2 separate regions of the Homo sapiens genome follow, and region 2 is linked to region 1. Evidence: read pairs that join two places in POLR2A ChIA-PET (ENCODE). Cell type or tissue: PC-9. All regions are shown on one strand. Links, peaks and the distances in the headings refer to the core of each region. The heading gives the core; the rest is flanking DNA.

Evidence for each region. Peaks named below come from ENCODE experiments on the same cell type or tissue, not always from the same donor. Only the 100,000 strongest peaks of a DNase experiment are listed, where the experiment ranks them.
Region 2: POLR2A ChIA-PET joins it to region 1 with 22 read pairs; 26 of 35 experiments call an interaction of 5 or more read pairs at or near these places.

What each region holds. Positions count from the first base shown.
Region 1 is chr5:177,476,546-177,484,868 of GRCh38, forward strand. PDLIM7 (PDZ and LIM domain 7) reads right to left here. Exons shown (of 13, transcript NM_005451.5): 11 at 7,525-7,645; 12 at 7,322-7,437; 13 at 6,849-7,185. The coding sequence ends at 7,099. Among named protein-coding and RNA genes, the nearest start is that of DBN1, 7.1 kb to the left of the region's middle. RefSeq lists enhancers at 1,178-1,678, 7,471-8,186, 8,187-8,323. In PC-9, for the core only: no CTCF peak of the experiment used is centred there; no DNase peak of the experiment used is centred there.
Region 2 is chr5:177,413,007-177,421,329 of GRCh38, forward strand. No RefSeq gene overlaps it. Among named protein-coding and RNA genes, the nearest start is that of F12, 7.6 kb to the left of the region's middle. In PC-9, for the core only: no CTCF peak of the experiment used is centred there; DNase peaks (open chromatin) are centred at 3,535 and 6,245.

The sequences.
Region 1 (8,323 bases), core at 85-8,084:
TGATGGTACCTACCTCCTAGGGTCAGTTTGAGGATTTTCAAAAAGTATCTAGGAAGTGCTTAAAATGAGACCAGGACATAGTAGGTGCTGTCAATGTGTTGATTGTTATTATTAGTTTACAGATGGGAATACTGAGGCCCAGAGAGAGTCAGTGACTTGCCCGGAGACACACAGCTTTGTGTCCCATTCAGACACAAAGTCTGAATGGGAACCCAGGTCTGTCCCAGGTCATTTCGGTACCCCACACACCCTCCCCGCTTCCCCTTGTAGCACCCCTATTTCTGCATGCAGGGGTGAGGTGGGCTGGAGTCTGATCAGAAGTTGCAGATGCTCCAGCTCTGAGGTCTGGGAGTGGAGTCGGGGGCGGGGCCCTGGGCATGAGGGGAGGAAGTGCCATGGACCTCCCTGCCAGGCCTGCTCCGCCTCCCGTTTTCTGGCAGACTTTCCACTTTCAGCTCTAAACAGGAGTATGTCGTCCAAGCCAGGAAGGGTCAGACCCAGTGACTACTTCAGAGACAGACACATGACCCAAGTTAGTCCAATGGGCGTTGGCCCTCGGACTTTCGCTGGCGCCATTAAGAAAGCCTCCCTTGCCGGGAGCGGTGGCTCACGCCTGCAATCCCAGCACTTTGGGAGGCCGAGGCGAGCAGATCACGAGGTCAAGAGCTCAAGATCATCCTGGCCAACATGGTGAAACCCTGTCTCTACTAAAAATACAAAAATTAGCTGGGCCTGGTGTTGCATGCTTGTAGTCCCAGCTACTCAGGAGGCTGAGGCAGGAGAAACGCTTGAATCCGGGAGGCGGAGGTTGCAGTGGGCTGAGATCACACCACTGCACTCCAGCCTGGGCCACAGGGCGAGACGCCATCTCAAAATAAATAAATAAATAAAAAATAAAAGAAAAAAGAAAAGAAAGGCTCCCTCTGTCCGCTGGGGCTGCTGAGCTGGCCAGGTATGGGCCTGGAGCTGCTGGGGGCCATCCTTGCCAACAGTGGGGAGAGCCTTCTGAGAATGAAGCCAGCATTGAGGACAGCAGAGCCGAGAGGTGGAGAGCATGAGAGAGGGTCCCGGTAGCCGCCATGGGTACCTGGATCCAGCCAGGTCTGAAGCCATTCACTTTTTCAGTTCAATTATCCCCGTTTTTGCTTACACTAGCTTGAATTGCAGCTGAGAGGCCTACCTAATCTGCCTCGTACCCAAGTAGTGGTCATTTTGTCAGTGGCAAGAAACTTGGGTGAAATCTCAGTTGATCTTCCAGTACTCCAAAAACCTGAGCGGGAGGGCCCAGGCTGGTCCTGGGGTCCTCACTGGCTCAGAAGTGGCTCCCCCCGCACAATCTCCCAAGTGGCTGGTGCTGGTGTCCTGAGTTCCCCCAGGCTGTCAGTCAGCGAGCTTGTTCTTGTTCCACCATGACCCCCGGAACCCTGGTCCCCTCCCCTCCTTCCTTTAAGGCCTCCGTTGGGAGGGGTTCTTCTTCCAGTCTCAGGGTCAGCTTTGGATTTAGGCAGTCTCAAGTTCAAAGGGCGACCTGTGGCCAGCCCTTTAGCCCAGGGCCTCAGCTCCCTTCCTGTGGCAGGGCCACCTGGAGAGTCTGAGGATGGTGTGTGTACCTTATGTGTGTACCAAGGCCATGTGGGGCCCTGCACTGAGGAGGCAGTGGCAGAATCATGAGGGCCTGCCTCTGTACTCTGGCAAAACAGTTCCTCGCCCTCCACCGCCTCTCTCCCTGCTGATCCAAATGAGCTCAAGCCATTCTGAGCTGGGAAAAACCCCTCCCTTGCCTGCTGCCTCTCCAGTTACCCACTCAGCCCCCTGCCATGGGCTCTGCCCCCTCCAAGGGTGCTAATGGCCTCTCCTGCCTGGCACGAAGACATTTACTTCCCGGTCCCCATGGCCTCCCCCCGCACAGCCTTGCACCCCAGCTTCGGAACACTGTGATCTTTGCAGCTTGTGGTTGCTATTATTATTTTTTTGAGACGGAGTCTCACTCTGTCACCCAGGCTGGAGTGCAGTGGCGCAATCTCAGCGCACCACAACCTCCACCTCCTGGGTTCAAGCAATTCTCCTGCCACAGCCTCCTGAGTAGCTGGGATTACAGGCGCCCGCCACCACGCCTGGCTAATTTTTGTATTTTTAGTAGAGATGAGGTTTCACCATGTTGGCCAGGCTGGTCTTGAACTCCTGACCTCAGGTGATCCACCCATCTCGGCCTTCCAAAGTGCTGGGATTACAGGTGTAAGCCACTGTGCCCAGCTGCTATTATTTGACAGATGGGGAAACCAAGGCTCAAAGAAGGGTTGTGTCTTGCCCGGAGGCACACAGCTGGTGGAGCGGCAAAGTCTGGATGGGAGCCCAGGTGATGGGGGACGCATGAGAGGAGCTGGGGAGTGCTGGTGGGTCAGCAGGGAACACTTTGGCCTTTGATCCTTGGAGTGGCAGTCCAGGCCATTCCATCTGGGTGACTCTGTACAAGTCACTGATCCTCTCTGAGCCTCAGTACCCTCATCTGAAACATGCCTGTAATAATGTGTTCTCAAAGGTGTTATGATGATTAAATGACATGTGATTGCATCATGTTTCCGGCCTACGGAGTGAGGGTGGCTGTTTCAAGGAGGTGCCTGGCACCTGCTCCTGCCCCACTCTAGGCCAGCTCCAGCTCCACGGTTCTGCATTTGCCCCTGCCCTTCACCCCACTCTCTCCTTACGGCCCCCTCCCAACTTCTCCCATCTTCTCCCACCATCCTCCAGCAGATGCCTCCCAGGCCTCTCCCGCCACCCACACCCTGGCCTCTCAGCTGAGCTTGGCGGTCATCTTGGCCCACCACAGCCAAACCTCTTAAAAGAGCTGTCTGCACTCTCTCCTTCCACATCCTCCCCACCCTCCCGCCTTGTTCCTCTTTAACCCTGGCAGCCGCCCCAGCTCGGCTAAACTGATCTGGCAAATGTCACCTTGTTGTGAAATGCCACGAGGGACTCCTCGGCCTTATCTGCCTGGTTGACATTGTCGGCAGCTTCTTGACACGCTCTTGCCCTGTCCAGGCTTCCTTGCCCCTTCCCTGGAGGTTGTTGTCCTCCTGCCCTGGCCGTGCTGTTCCTGCCCAGTGCTGTGATGCTGGTGTTCCGGCGTCTCACCTCCTCACTATGCTGGGCCCTGGCCGTCCTCATGCTGGATTTGGCCCACATTTGTTATTTTTCTAATAGGATTAAAAAAAAAATCTAATGTAGTTGCCAATATTCAAACACCAGATCTCACATACAAATCTGAACCTCTGGACGCTGTCGATAAACTGGCAGATCTGGCCGTGCTGCTCGGCGTTCCCAGACGGGCTCCCGGCTACAGTTACCATCCGTCCCTGTGCCCTTCTCGCTTGTATCCATGGGAACCGAGGACGGACGGAGAGGGCTTCACAGTTCAAGAGAAGTGGGAGAGAGCACATTTCCTTGTGGAAGTGAAAGCTACTCTGTGGTTAACATGCCAAGGATGTCCAGGTTGAAAGAAAACCACATCCCATCTGCTTGACCCCTGATGCTCCCTGCGTGGGCCCTGCTCCTGGCTCTCCCTAGGCCTCAGTGACCAGCATTTATGTTGACTGCCCTGAGCCTGTCTCAAATTCATTCCCGAATTGAAGTGGAGGTGAATCCAGACTTGAATCTTCAGCTGTTTCCTGAATGTGTCTCCTAAATGTCCCACAGGTGCCTCGTGATCATTCAACAAACACTTACTGGGCATCCACTATATGCCAGGCACTGACATAAAGTCACTCCGGCAAGGCATCATGAAAATAACACGAGGCTGGGTGCGGTGGCTCATGCCTGTAATCCCAGCACTTTGGGAGGCCGAGGCAGGCAGAAAAAAAAAAAAAACATGAAAATCACACACGAAGCTTTGCACTCATTCTCCAGGATTCCAAGAGAGAACACAGCAGAGACCCTTCTTGTCTCTCTCTCCCTTTTTTTTTTTTTTAAAAAAGAGACAGGGTTTCGCTTTGTTGCTCAGGCTGGAGGGCAGCTTACTGCTGCCTCAACCTCCTGGGCTCAAGTGATCCTCCCACCTCAGCCTCCCAAGTAGCTGAGACCACAAGAATGCACCACTAGGCCCAGCTGAATTTTTTTTTTTTTTTTTTGAGACAGTCTTGCTTTGTTGCCCGGGCTGGAGTGTAGTGGCGCAGTCTTGGCTCACTGCAACCTCTGTCTCCTGGGTTCCAGGGATTCTCCTGCCTCAGCCTTCTGAGTGGCTGGGATTACAGGCATGCACCACCACACCCGGCTAATTTTTGTATTTTTAGTAGAGACGGGGTTTCACCATGTTGGCCAGGCTGGTCTCAAACTACTGACCTCAGGTGATCTGCCCACCTCGGCCTCCCAAAGTGCCAGGATTACAGGTGTGAGCCACCACGCCTGGCCACATATATATATATATATATTTTTTTTTTTTTTTTTTTTTTTTTTTTTGAGACAGAGTCTCACTCTATTCCCCAGGCTGGAGTGCAGTGGCACGATCTCAAGCTCACTGTAACCTCAGCCTCCTGGGTTTAAGCGATTCTCCTGCCTCAGCCTCCCGAGTAGCTGAGATTACAGGCGTGTGCCACCATGCCTGGCTAATTTTTGTATTTTTAGTAGAGACAGGGCTTTATCGTGTTGGCCAGGCTGGTCTGGAACTCCTGACCTCAGGCGATCTGTCTGCCTTGACCTCCCAAAGTGCCGGGATTACAGGCGTGAACCAACGCGCCCAGCCCTGGCCTCTAATGTTTTAATATTTTGTAGAAACTGGGTCTCACCAGGCCGGGCGCAGCGGTTCACACCTGTAATCCCAGCATTTTGGGAGGCTGAGGCGGGCGGATCATGAGGTCAGGAGATCGAGACCATCCTGGCTAACATGGTGAAACCTTGTCTCTACTAACATACAAAAAAATTAGCTGGGCGTGGTGGCGCAAGCCTGTAGTCCCAGCTACTTGGGAGGCTGAGGCAGGGGAATCGCTTGAACCTGGGAGCTGGAGGTTACAGTGAGCTGAGATTGCACCACTGCACTCCAGCCTGGGCGACAGAGCAAGACTCCATCTCAAAAAAACAAAAAACAAAACAAAACAGGGTCTCACCATGTTGCCCAGGCTGGTCCTGAACTCCTAAGCTGGAGCCCTTCTCCAGCCTCAGCCTTCCAAAGTGCTGGGATTAGAGGTGTGAGTCACCGTGCCCAGCCCTTCTCGTCTCTTAAAGGGGACCGGGCCAAGGGCCTGTTGAGAAGACTAACAGATGTGTTGCAGGTCCTCATGCCAGGGACCACTGAAGGACGGGCAGCCATGGCACACTGAGCTGTCCTGGCCTACTTAAGGCTTCTCTTCAGTCTTTCCAGTCCAGGCTTGGGACAGGAGAGATGACAGTCCCTCTAGGGTGGTGCGGGCATCAGTGGGAGGCAGGAAGCCCCAGAGTGACGGCGCCACCACCAAGGTCTACAGTCCTCCAGGTACCGGGCAGAAGTCAGCTTCCCAGAGAGATGCTCGCTGGCAAATGGTACTCAGTGCCAGCCAGTCCTGGGACAGCGCACCCAGCTTCAGGCCTGGATTCTAGTCTGGCTCATGGCTCAATGACAGCGTGACCTTGGTCAAGTCTCCCAATCTTTCTGTGCCTCATCTAGAAAATAAGTGGGCCAGGCATGGTGGCTCACACCTGTAATGCCAGCACTTTGGGGCTAAGGAGGAAGAATTGCTTGAGCCCAGGAGTTTGAAACCAGCCCGGGCAACCTAGGGAGATCCTGTCTCTTAAAAACAAAAAAAATTAAAGTTAAAAAAGAAAAAATGAAATAAGTGATTGCAGACAACGGCGCAAGGTTGCTAGGAGGTTCGCGGGAGACAGCGTGAGCATGTCTGGTATAGGCCAGATGCCTGGCAACGCTCCTGTCCTTCTCTCCATCCCTCATCCCCCGGACCTGCCACTGGGTCCCATCTCTGCCATATTACTCTCTGCCCCTCCCTTGCCTGGCCCCCGCCCCTAGGCCCTGCTGCAACTCCTCCTCCCAGCCTCCCTCCTGCACTCCCTCAGTGTTCTGGGGCCTCTTTTCTGCAATACAACACAAACCTATTTCAAACTCTGCTGTGCCTTGCCCTGCCCTAACCTCAAGAGACAGCCCCAGCTCTACTGCCTGGCACTCGTGGCTTCCCAGGACCTAAGGGCTACCCTCTCCAGCCCTGCCTTCTTCTGTTTGGACGGCAGCTGGCCCCTCCAGGACTTTGCTGTGGCCATTGCTGTTTTCCACACCGTATCTCTGCAGATCCACCCCCAACTACAACTACCCTTCTTTTTTTTTTTTTTTTTTTTTTTTTGAAGCAGGGTCTCGCTCTGCCATCTGCCACCCAGGCTCGCGCGCAGTGGTGTGATCTCAGCTCACTGCAACCTCCACTTCCCAGGTTCAAGTGATTTTCCCGCCTCAGCCTCCTGAGTGGCTGGGATTACAGGCATGCCCCACCACACTCGGCTAATTTTTGTATTTTTACTAGAGACGCTGTTTCACCGTGTTGGCCATGAGGTCTCGAACTCCTGACCTCAAGCGATCTGCCCACCTTGGCCTTCCAAAGTGCTGGGATCACAGGCATGAGCCACCATGCTAACTACCCTTCCTAACTACCCTTCTCTAACCTCCAAGCCAGGCCAGACCAGTGGCTCCCCTCATGTCTGTGGGCACCGGGCCTGGCACATGGGGTCTCGCCTGTACCTCCTCCACTAACCATGAGCCCGCCATGTCTGCATCACGAGGACCACCCAGATGGCCAGCCCAAGAAAACCATCTTACTCTCCACCCTGCCACGTGCCTCAAATTCTGCCCCTCCGGATGCACAGGGGAAGGGCACACAAGACACAGCTGGGTACAGGTTTATTGTGGCACTGGAGGTGAAAGGGGGCTGGTGTGGCCAGCACCGGTGTGCTGTGGTGGTGGAGGGAGTGGGGTGGGAGGATAAGGTGGGTGGGGCAGGGCCCAGGGAGCCCCAGGCTCGGGCCAGGAGCCAGGGTTAAGGCAACCATTGCCAGCCCTACCCAGAAATGCAGGGCCACGACTCCAGGCCCCTCAGGCTAGGGGCCACCGCGGCAGCTGTGGGCAGAAGGGGCTCACACATGAGAGAAGGCATGGCTCTTGCAGAGAGGCCTGTCCTTCTTGGAGTAGAAGGTCTTTCCTTCCAGGTTGATCTGACATATCTAAGGACAGCAAAGGCCCAGTCACATGGGGTTGGGGGCAGCAGGAGAGGCCCCTTCCCAACTTCTCCTGCATCTCCTGGGGAATGAACAGAGGGCCGGTGGGCTTGGGGCTCAGTTCGAGGGGCGGGGCTCTCACCGCACAGACGAAGCAGGTGTCATGCCAGCTGAAGCCCAGGGCCTCCAGGAAGCGGTCCCCAGCGTCGATCTTGAAGTCACAGCCATGGCATTTCGTGCCAAACATCTTCTCATAGTCTGAGAATGGGGGCAGAGAGAAAGAGGACCTGGATTCATGCCTGCCCCATGCACCATCCCTCCTCACCCTCACTGGCCAGTGGGTACCTCGCTCGCAATAGGGCACGCCCTCCTCCATGTAGAAGGCCCTGTTCCGGATGGGCGTCTTGCAGGCAGCACAGGTAAAGCAGTGCACGTGCCAGGTCATCTTCAGGGCGTGCATGATCTCCTGGAAGGAGGTCCCAGTCACTCGGCAGGCTCAGGCCCCTCCTGCCCTGCCCTGGGTCACGGGAACACAGGAGGGCTGGCCGCAAGCCCTGTTCCTTCTCGCGGTAAACACTACATCTAACTGTTCAGGACTCCCACACCTCCATCTCCAACTCCAAGGTCTCTGAGTGGACGACCACTGCGCCTTCAGACTTGCCATGTCCAGCACTCAGTTCCTGATTCCCTCACCCCAAACCTCTCCTCCCACAGCCATCCCCATCACGCGGATGGCAACTCCATTCTCCTGTCTGCTGCAGCCAAACACACCCTCCTCTCACACCCCACACCAGGTCCACCAGGAAATCCAGTGGGGCCCACCCCCAAGGCACATCCAGATTCTGAGTGCTTCTCACAGCCTCCCTGAAGTGAGGTAAGCCATGGCCATCTGGCCCGTGGGACCACATAACAACTGGCCTACAAGCTCCTCTCTCTGATCCCAGCTGCCACAGCGTGCCCCTGCAACCCAAGACAGGCCTTCTCCCCCTGCATGAAACTGTGTACTGCTTCCCATTGCTCCCAGCAAGAGCCAAGCCCCATGCAGAGGCTGGAGGCCAGCAGGTCTGACCTCGTTCCCAACCGTCTCCGCCACTGCTCTCCCTTGCGTTCTCACCTTGCCTCTGCACACTGGCCTCTTGCCTGA
Region 2 (8,323 bases), core at 56-8,055, 64 kb before region 1:
TGGAAGGGGCCTTTTGAACAGGTCTTCGCCACAAGTAGGGGTTTGCAGGCAGAGTGAGTAATACAACTGCACAGAAGCCTGAATGCAGCGTGTCAAATGGGGAATGTGGTGAGCATAAGGTGCCTTGTAGGGAGTGTGAGATGAGGTGTCAGGTGGACATTAATGGTCATTTGGATGTTCAACATCCATCTCCCTTCCTCTTCCTCTCCCAGTTTCATTTTGTGATCACCCCTCCCCAGCTGTGGTGGTGAAAGGGTACTTTATTATTATTTTTATTTAGTTATTTATTTGAGATGGAGTCTCGCGCTGTCGCCCAAACTGGACTGCCATGGTGCGATCTCGGCTCACTACAACCTCCACCTCCCAGGTTCAAGTGATTCTCCTGCCTCAGCCTCCCAAGTAGCTGCCATTACAGGCCCACGCCACCATGCCCGGCTAATTTTTTGTCTCCTTAGTAGAGACCAGGGCTTCACCATGTTGGCCAGGTTGGTCTCGAACTCCTGACCTCATGATCTGCCCACCTCGGCCTCCCGAAGTGCTGGAATTACAGGCGTGAGCCACCACACCCGGCTGAAAGGGTACTTTCTAGAGACCATCTCCACTATGGAAGCCTAATGGACCAGACCAACCTCTCCCTACCATAGTATAGCCAGAGGGACCTAAACTCAGCCAATAGTGTTTTCTCCCAGGGCTCTGAATCCTGATCAAGCCACACAAGGATGGCAGGAAAAGCTGGAGGTCTGGCATTGCACCACCTGTGCCCTGACCAAATCATCCCGGCTACATGGCATTAAGTCAGGATGCCTTCCAAAAACCAAGCATATGCAGTAGGGCAATTCGAATTCATCATCCCATGTCACCAGATGTCTGGAGCAGCAGGACTCCAGGAACAGTGCTTTCAGTGGTTCAACAATGTCATCAAGAACCCAAGTTCTTTCTTTTTTTGTTTGTCTTCTGTGTGCAGACCTTCAGGCTGCCTGCCCTCATGGTCACAAGATGGCTGTCACAGCTCCAGGAATCACACTTCAACTCAATTATGTTCAAGCAAAGAAGAGGCACCTTCCCTTCCACTAGCTCCTTCTTAGGAATGAGGAACCCTCCCTCAAATCTCAAGCAGACCTCTCCTCATGCTTTCTTAGCTAGAACAGGCTCACATGACATCCCTAAGCCATGTTTGGCAAGGAAAAGGGGATCCCCATCACTGGCCTAAACCTATTAACCCTGGATCTGGGTCAGAGGCATGTGAGGTAAAGTGGCCACTGGAACAGAACTGGGACTCTGCAAACAGGGAAGAGCGGTGGCATGGATATTAGGTGGACAACTTCCGTGTCTGCTCAAGGGAAATCACTGTACTTCCTGCTTCCTAGTCTTCCAGTGGCTCTTAATTCCTGCACATTTCCAAGCCTATTCCTTCGAGCTGATGCCGTGAACTCCCGAAGACCTTCTCACAAAGTAAATTCCCTTTTGTTGAAGCAGCTAGAGTCATTTTCTGTTGCTTGCAACCAAGAGCTCTCTCTTCCTCATGCTCCCAGCCTACTTAGCCACCTAGTTCTGTTCATTCCACTATTTAAATATTTTTCTTTTTTTTCTTTTTTGAGGCAGGGTGTCAGTCTGTTGCTCAGGCTAGAGTGCAGTGACGTGATCATGGCTCACTGCAGCCTTAGCATCCCAGGCTCTAAGCAATCCTCCCACCTCAGCCTCCTAAGTAGCTGGGATACAGACGTGCAGCACCACACCCAGCTAATTTTTTAATTTTTTGTAGAGGTGAGGTGTCACTGTGTTCCCCAGGTTGGTCTCAAACTCCTGGGCTCAAGCTATCTCCTCAACCTCAGCTTCCCAAAGTGCTGAGATTACAGGTATGAGCCACCGCACCAGGCTACATAAATATTTCTCAAATCTCTCCATCTCTCTCAATTTCTACTGCCCCTTCTTTGACTTCCAGAAAATTCAAGGTAGCTACAGCTGTGAAACATAATTTGAGAGCCTGTGATGGATGTCTATCATTTCCTGTTTACCATTCATTCTCCCTGCTTCTAGAAATGGCCCTCATTGTTTCTTTGGGGAATCGCTCCTCCCCACCCTGCGTCAATATACATAAAATAAAGCCTACCCTATCCCTTGGCTGAGGGTGGAGTGGGCATTTGATCTAGACCTGGCCAATCGGAACACCACCTCTGTCTTCAGCGATTGGTTCAAATGAACACCTGAATTAGGTGGGCGTGGTGGTGCACGCCTGTGGTCCCAGCTACCTAGGAGGCTGAGGTGGGATGATGGCTTGAGCCTAGAAGGCAGAGGTTGCAGTGAGCCAAGATCGCACCACTGCACTCTAGCCTGGACGACAGAGCCAGACTCTATCTCAAAAGAAAAAAAAAAAGAACACCTAACCCACATCGAACCAGTGAGAGGCAGCCCCAGGATTTTTGCTGGAATTATAAAGCTAGAGGCCTTCTCTTTCCATGGAGGTTGTCACATTCCTAACAAATGAGCCTGGAGCTGCTGGCAGCCATCTTTAACATCTCAGAGGGAGAACCTACCTGAGAATAAAGATAATAAAGATTAAAAGCAGAGCCAGGGTATGGGCGCTGGGTGCAGTGGCTCACGCCTGTATTCCCAGCACTTTGGGAGGCTGAGGTGGATGGATCATCTGAGGTCAGGAGTTCGAAACCAGCCTGGCCAACATGGTGAAACTCTGCCTGTACTAAAAATACAAAAAAATTAGCCGGGTGTAGTGGCGCGCCTGTAACCCCAGCTACCTGGGAGGCTGAGGCAGGAGAATTGTTTGAACCTGGGAGGCAGAGGCTGCAGTGAGCTGAGATTGCATCACTGCACTCCAGACTGGCAAAAGAGTAAGACTCCGTCTCAAAAAAAAAAAAAAAAAAAGAGTGGAGCCAGGGTATGAAAAAGACAGATTTTAGGCCGGGCATCGTGGCTCACGTCTGTAATCCCAGCACTTTGGGAGGCCAAGGCGGGTGGATCACGAGGTCAAGAGATCGAGACCATCCTGGCCAACATGGTGAAACCCCGTCTCTACTAAAAAAAAAAAAAAAAAAAAAAATTAGCCTGGAGTGGTGGCACGCAACTGTAATCCCAGCTACTCAGGACGCTGAGGCAGGAGAATTGCTTGAACCAGGGAGGCAGAGGTTGCAGTGAGCCGAGATTGCGCCACTCCACTCCGGCCTGGTGACAGAGTGAGACTCCATCTCAAAAAAAAAAAAAGAAAAAGAAAAAGAAAAAGACAGATTTTGAATGACACCATTTGAGACCCAGCATCCAGAGACGCTTGAAGTCAGAACCACCACCTATGCTTTTCTGTTACCTGAACCCCAAAATTCCTTTTTTTGCCTGAGCTAATTTTAGTTTCAACCAAAAGTCCTAACTTATGCTGCCAGACTTCATACACTGTTACCAGGAAGTTCCCAAAACAAAACAAAACAAAACAAACCCCTTCATGTGATCATGATGGGTAAGTCAGTAGTTTAAAGGACGGGAAAATACTGACCTTAGAAGCAGGGTAGGGAAGCACTGGACTTGAGTCAGGAAGGCTTCCACTCCCACCTTGGCCACCGCCCCGCAGTGTGATGACGGCTAAGGAGCTCGGCCTCTCTCAATCTGCATTGCCACATCTCTGTAGGGAGGGATGGGCACTCATGCTGTCTGGTAGACTTGTTGAGGTGTTTGAATGGGATTGCATGTGAAAAGGCAGAGCCTGGCGTGTGGTTGGAGCTCAATCCATAGAGGTGTACAAAGAAACTTTCCAATGTGGATACATTTTTCTCTATAATTTCTGCACACTTGTCCCCAGATCTTCTTGCACATCTGGCTGTCTTCCACCAATTGCTGTAGACCAGAGCAGAAAGGCAGTGTCCCCTTGACCTGGCTTCTGTCTTTCTGCAGCTGGGCGGTGGGTCCATGGGATGAGAAACCATTGAGTCCTGCTCACAGGTTTCTGGATACACACAGACACACACAAATCCCCTTCCTCTTTATTTTTATTTTTTTGAGACAGAGTCTCGCTCTGTCTCCCAGGCTGGAGTGCAATGGCACGATCTCGGCTCACTGCAACCTTCGCCTCCCAGGTTCAAGCGATTCTCCCTCAGCCTCCTGAGTAGCTGGGATTACATGCACCTGCCACCACATCCAGCTAATTTTTGTATTTTTGGTAGAGACGGGGTTTCACCATGTTGGTCAGGATGGTCTCAAATTCCTGACCTTGTGATCTGCCCACCTCGGCCTCCTGAAGTGCTGGGATTACAGGTGTGAGCCACCATGCCCGGCCCCCACTTCCTCTTTAGCAGGGACTTGGGACATAGATTTCATGTGGTTGCAGAACTGCCTGTTCAAGGAGACGTTGGGGGGATCAGAAGGTACCCAGCCTGCCATCCTTCACACCTTGGCTGGTGGTACTGTTGCTTCCCCAGTCAGACTGTTGAACTGTTGAGATACAGTCTTTTTTTTTTTTTGAGATGGAGTCTCGCTCTTGTCGCCCAGGCTGGAGTGCAATGGCACGATCTTGGCTCACTTCAACTTCCGCCTCCCGGGTTCAAGCAATTCTCCTGCCTCAGCCTCCCAAGTAGCTGGGATTACAGGTGCCTGCCACCACACCCGCCTAATTTTTGTATTTTTAGTAGAAACGGTTTTCACCATGTTGGCCAGGCTGGTCTTGAACTCCTGACTTCAGGTGATCCACCCACCTCGCCCTCCCAAAATGCTGGGATTACAGGCATGAGCCACCGCACCCGGCCAAATTTAATTAATTTAAGTAGCCACATGTGACTAGGTGCTACCATGTTGGACAGTGCAGCTCCTGATGGAAGCAGGAAGAAGCTCAGCGTGTGGCTGCTGGTGCACACCGAATGAGAAGGAGAGGGCATGAAATAACGCTGGAGAGGGAAGCAGGGCCCGGATCAAGTTGGGCCATTGTGGGCCACGGGGAAGAACATAGGGTTTTTAACATTTTAATTGTTTATTTTTTGTAGAGCTAAGTCTCACTATGTTGTTGCCCAGGCTGGCCTTGAAATCCTAGGATCAAGTGAGCCTCCCACCTCATCCTCCCAAGTAGCTGGGACTACAGGAGGTTTTTTTAAATTATTATTTATTTATTTATTTATTTTTTTGGAGACAGTTCTTGCTCTGTTACCCAGGCTGGAGTGCAATGGTATGATCATGGCTCACTGCAGCCTCAAGGAGGTTTTATTTTTTAAGTGTAATGAGAAGTGTATTAATTATCTATGGCTGCATAACAAATTGTCCCAAAATTTAGCAGCTTAAAATGACATTTATGGAGACTGATTTCAATGATAACTCCAGTTCTCTCACGTGGGCCAGCCTCACATCAATTAAACTCTTTTTTTTTTTTTTTTTTTGAGACAGAGTCTCGCTCTGTTGCCTAGGCTGGAGTGTATAGTGACACGATTTTGGCTCACTGCAACCTCTGCCTCCTAGGTTCAAGGGATTCTCCTGCCTCAGCCTCCCAAGTAGTTGGGACTACAAGTGCCCACCACAACACCTGGCTAATTTTTATATTTTTAGTAGAGATGGGGTTTCACTATGTTGGCGAGGCTAGTCTCGAACTCCTGACCTCATGATTGGCCTGCCTTGGCCTTCCAAAGTGCTGGGATTACAGGCGTGAGCCACTGCTCCTGGCCAATTAAGCTTTTATTTTATTTTTTTGAGACAGAGTTTCTCTCTTGTTGCCCAGGCTGGAGTGCAATGGCACGATCTCGGCTCACCGCAACCTCTGCCTCCCGGGTTCAAGCAATTCTCCCGCCTCAGCCTCCTGAGTCGCTGGGATTACAGGCATGTGCCACCACGCCTGGCTAATTTTGTATTTTTAGTAGAGATGGGGTTTCTCTATATTGGTCAGGCTGGTCTTGAACTCCTGACCTCAGGTGATCCACCCACCTTGGCGTCCCAAAGTGCTGGGATTACAGGTGTGAGCCACCACTCCCGGCCATAAACTCTTTTTAAAAAAGATATTTATGGGTCACAGTTTCTATGGGTCAGGAACCCGGCACTTTTTAACTGAGTGCCACTGGATCAGCATCTCTCACAAGGCTGCATCGGAGGGTCAGCTGAGGCTGCCGGGGGAAGGATCCACTTCCAAGTTCACTTACAAAGCTGTTGGCTAGAGACATCAGTTGCCTGCCACATAGGGTCTCTCCATCTCACAACCTAACAGGTGGTTTCTCTCAGACTGAGCCAGTGAGGGAGCAAGAGGAGTTACGTAAGATGGTAGCCACAATCTTTTAGTAATCTCATGTTGGAAATGACATTCCATCACTTTGGCTGCATTCCTTCCATTGGAAGTGAGTCAAGCTGGGTGCCATGGCTCATGCCTGTAATCCCAAGACTTTAGGAGGCCAGGGAGGGAGGATTGCTTGAGCCAGGAGTTTGAGACCAGCCTGGGCAACAGAGGGAGACCCTATCTCTACAAAAAAATTAATTAGTTGGGTATGGTGGCATGCGCATGTAGTCCCAGCTACTCGGGAGGCTGATGTAGGCTGATCGATTGGGCCCAGGAGGTGGAGGCTGCAGTAAGCTGTGATCGAGCCTGAGTGACAGAGCAAGACCCTGTCTCTTAGGGAAAAAAAACGTGGCCCGGCCCAGTGGCTCACGCCTGAAATCCCAGCACTTTGGGAAGCCGAAGCAGGCAGATCACCCAAGGTCAGGAGTTTGAAACCAGCCTGGCTAACATGGTGAAACCTCATCTATACTAAAAATACAAAAATTAACCAGGCGTAGTGGGCAGCGCCTGTAATCCCAGCTACTCCGGAGGCTGAGGCAGGAGAATTGCTTAAACCCGGGAGGCGGAGTTTGCAGTGAGCCGAGATTGCACCACTGCACTCCAGCCTGGGCGACAGAGCGAGACTCTGAAAAAAAGAAAAGGCCGGGGGCAGGCCAGGCCTGGTGGCTCACGCCTGTAATCCCAGCACTTTGGGAGGCAGAGATGGGCAGATCACTTGAGGTCAGGAGTTCAAAACCAGCCTGGCCAACATGGTGAAACCCCATCTCTACAAAAATTAACTGGGCGTAGTGGCACGCGCCTGTAGTCCCAGCTACTCGGGAGGCTGAGGCAGGAGAATTGCTTGAACCTGGGAGGCAGAGGTTGCAGTGAGTGGAGATCAAGCCACCGTACTCCAGCCTGGCAACAGAGCGAGACTTCCACAGAGCGAGACTCCATCTCAAAAACAAAAAAAAAGAAAAAAAGAAAAAGAAAAAATGCCGGGTGTAGTGGCTCACACCTGTAATCCCAGCACTTTGGGAGACCGAGACGGGCGGATCAGGAGTTTGAGACCAGCCTGGCCACATGGTGAAACCCCGTCTCTACTAAAAATACAAAAAATTAGCCAGGCGTGGTGGTGAGTGCCTTTAATTCCAGCTACCCGGGAGGCTGAGGCAGGAGAATTGCATGAACCCAGGAGGTGGAGGTTGCAGTGAGCTGAGATCATGCCATTGCACCCCAGCCTGGGTAAGGAGAGCAAAACTCCATCTCAAAAAAAAAAAAAGTGAGTCAGGAGGTCCACCTGACACTTAAGGGGATCTTAAGGCTGTGAATACCAGGAAGAAGCAGAGATCCACGGACCAGGAAGAAGCAGAGATCCACGGACCAGGAAGAAGCAGAGATCCACGGACCAGGAAGAAGCAGAGATCCACGGACCAGGAAGAAGCAGAGATCCACGGACCAGGAAGAAGCAGAGATCCGTGGTGGCAGGGGTACCTTAGAGGTTGCCTACCACAGGCAGCCACTGGAGAGTTCTGAGTAAGAGTGACAGGATCCGGCTGATTGTTTTTAAGACAGGCCATCCAGTCACACAATGCAAGATTAAAGGTGCAAAAAGGGAGGTGAAAAACCTCCCTCCCACCCCCATCCCCAGCCATTTAACTACCCCTTCCCAGATGCAAGCAGCATTTCTGCTGCCTCACGTGGCCTTCCCAAGGTGGCAACATATATATAAGCAAAACTGTCTGTGGTGGTTGTTAGTGTTGTTCACCAAACATTTCCAATTCTTTTATCCTTCCAGGCCTATAGGAGTGATGCCAGGTACCTGCTTCTGCATTATAAACTACTCCAAACTTAGTGGCCTGTTTTATCATGCTCATGGATTCTGTGGGTCAGGAATTCAGGCAGGACTCAGCAGGGAAGATGCCAGGGACCTCAGCTGGATACTTGCATGGCTGGGGGTGACTCAAATTGCCAGGGGTTAGAATTATCATATGGAGGCTTCTTCACTCACATGTCTGGTGCTGGGGGTGGGATGACTGGATCATCCCAGCGTCCTGGGCTCAGCTGGGATTGTCAACCACAGTAGAGCACACACATGTG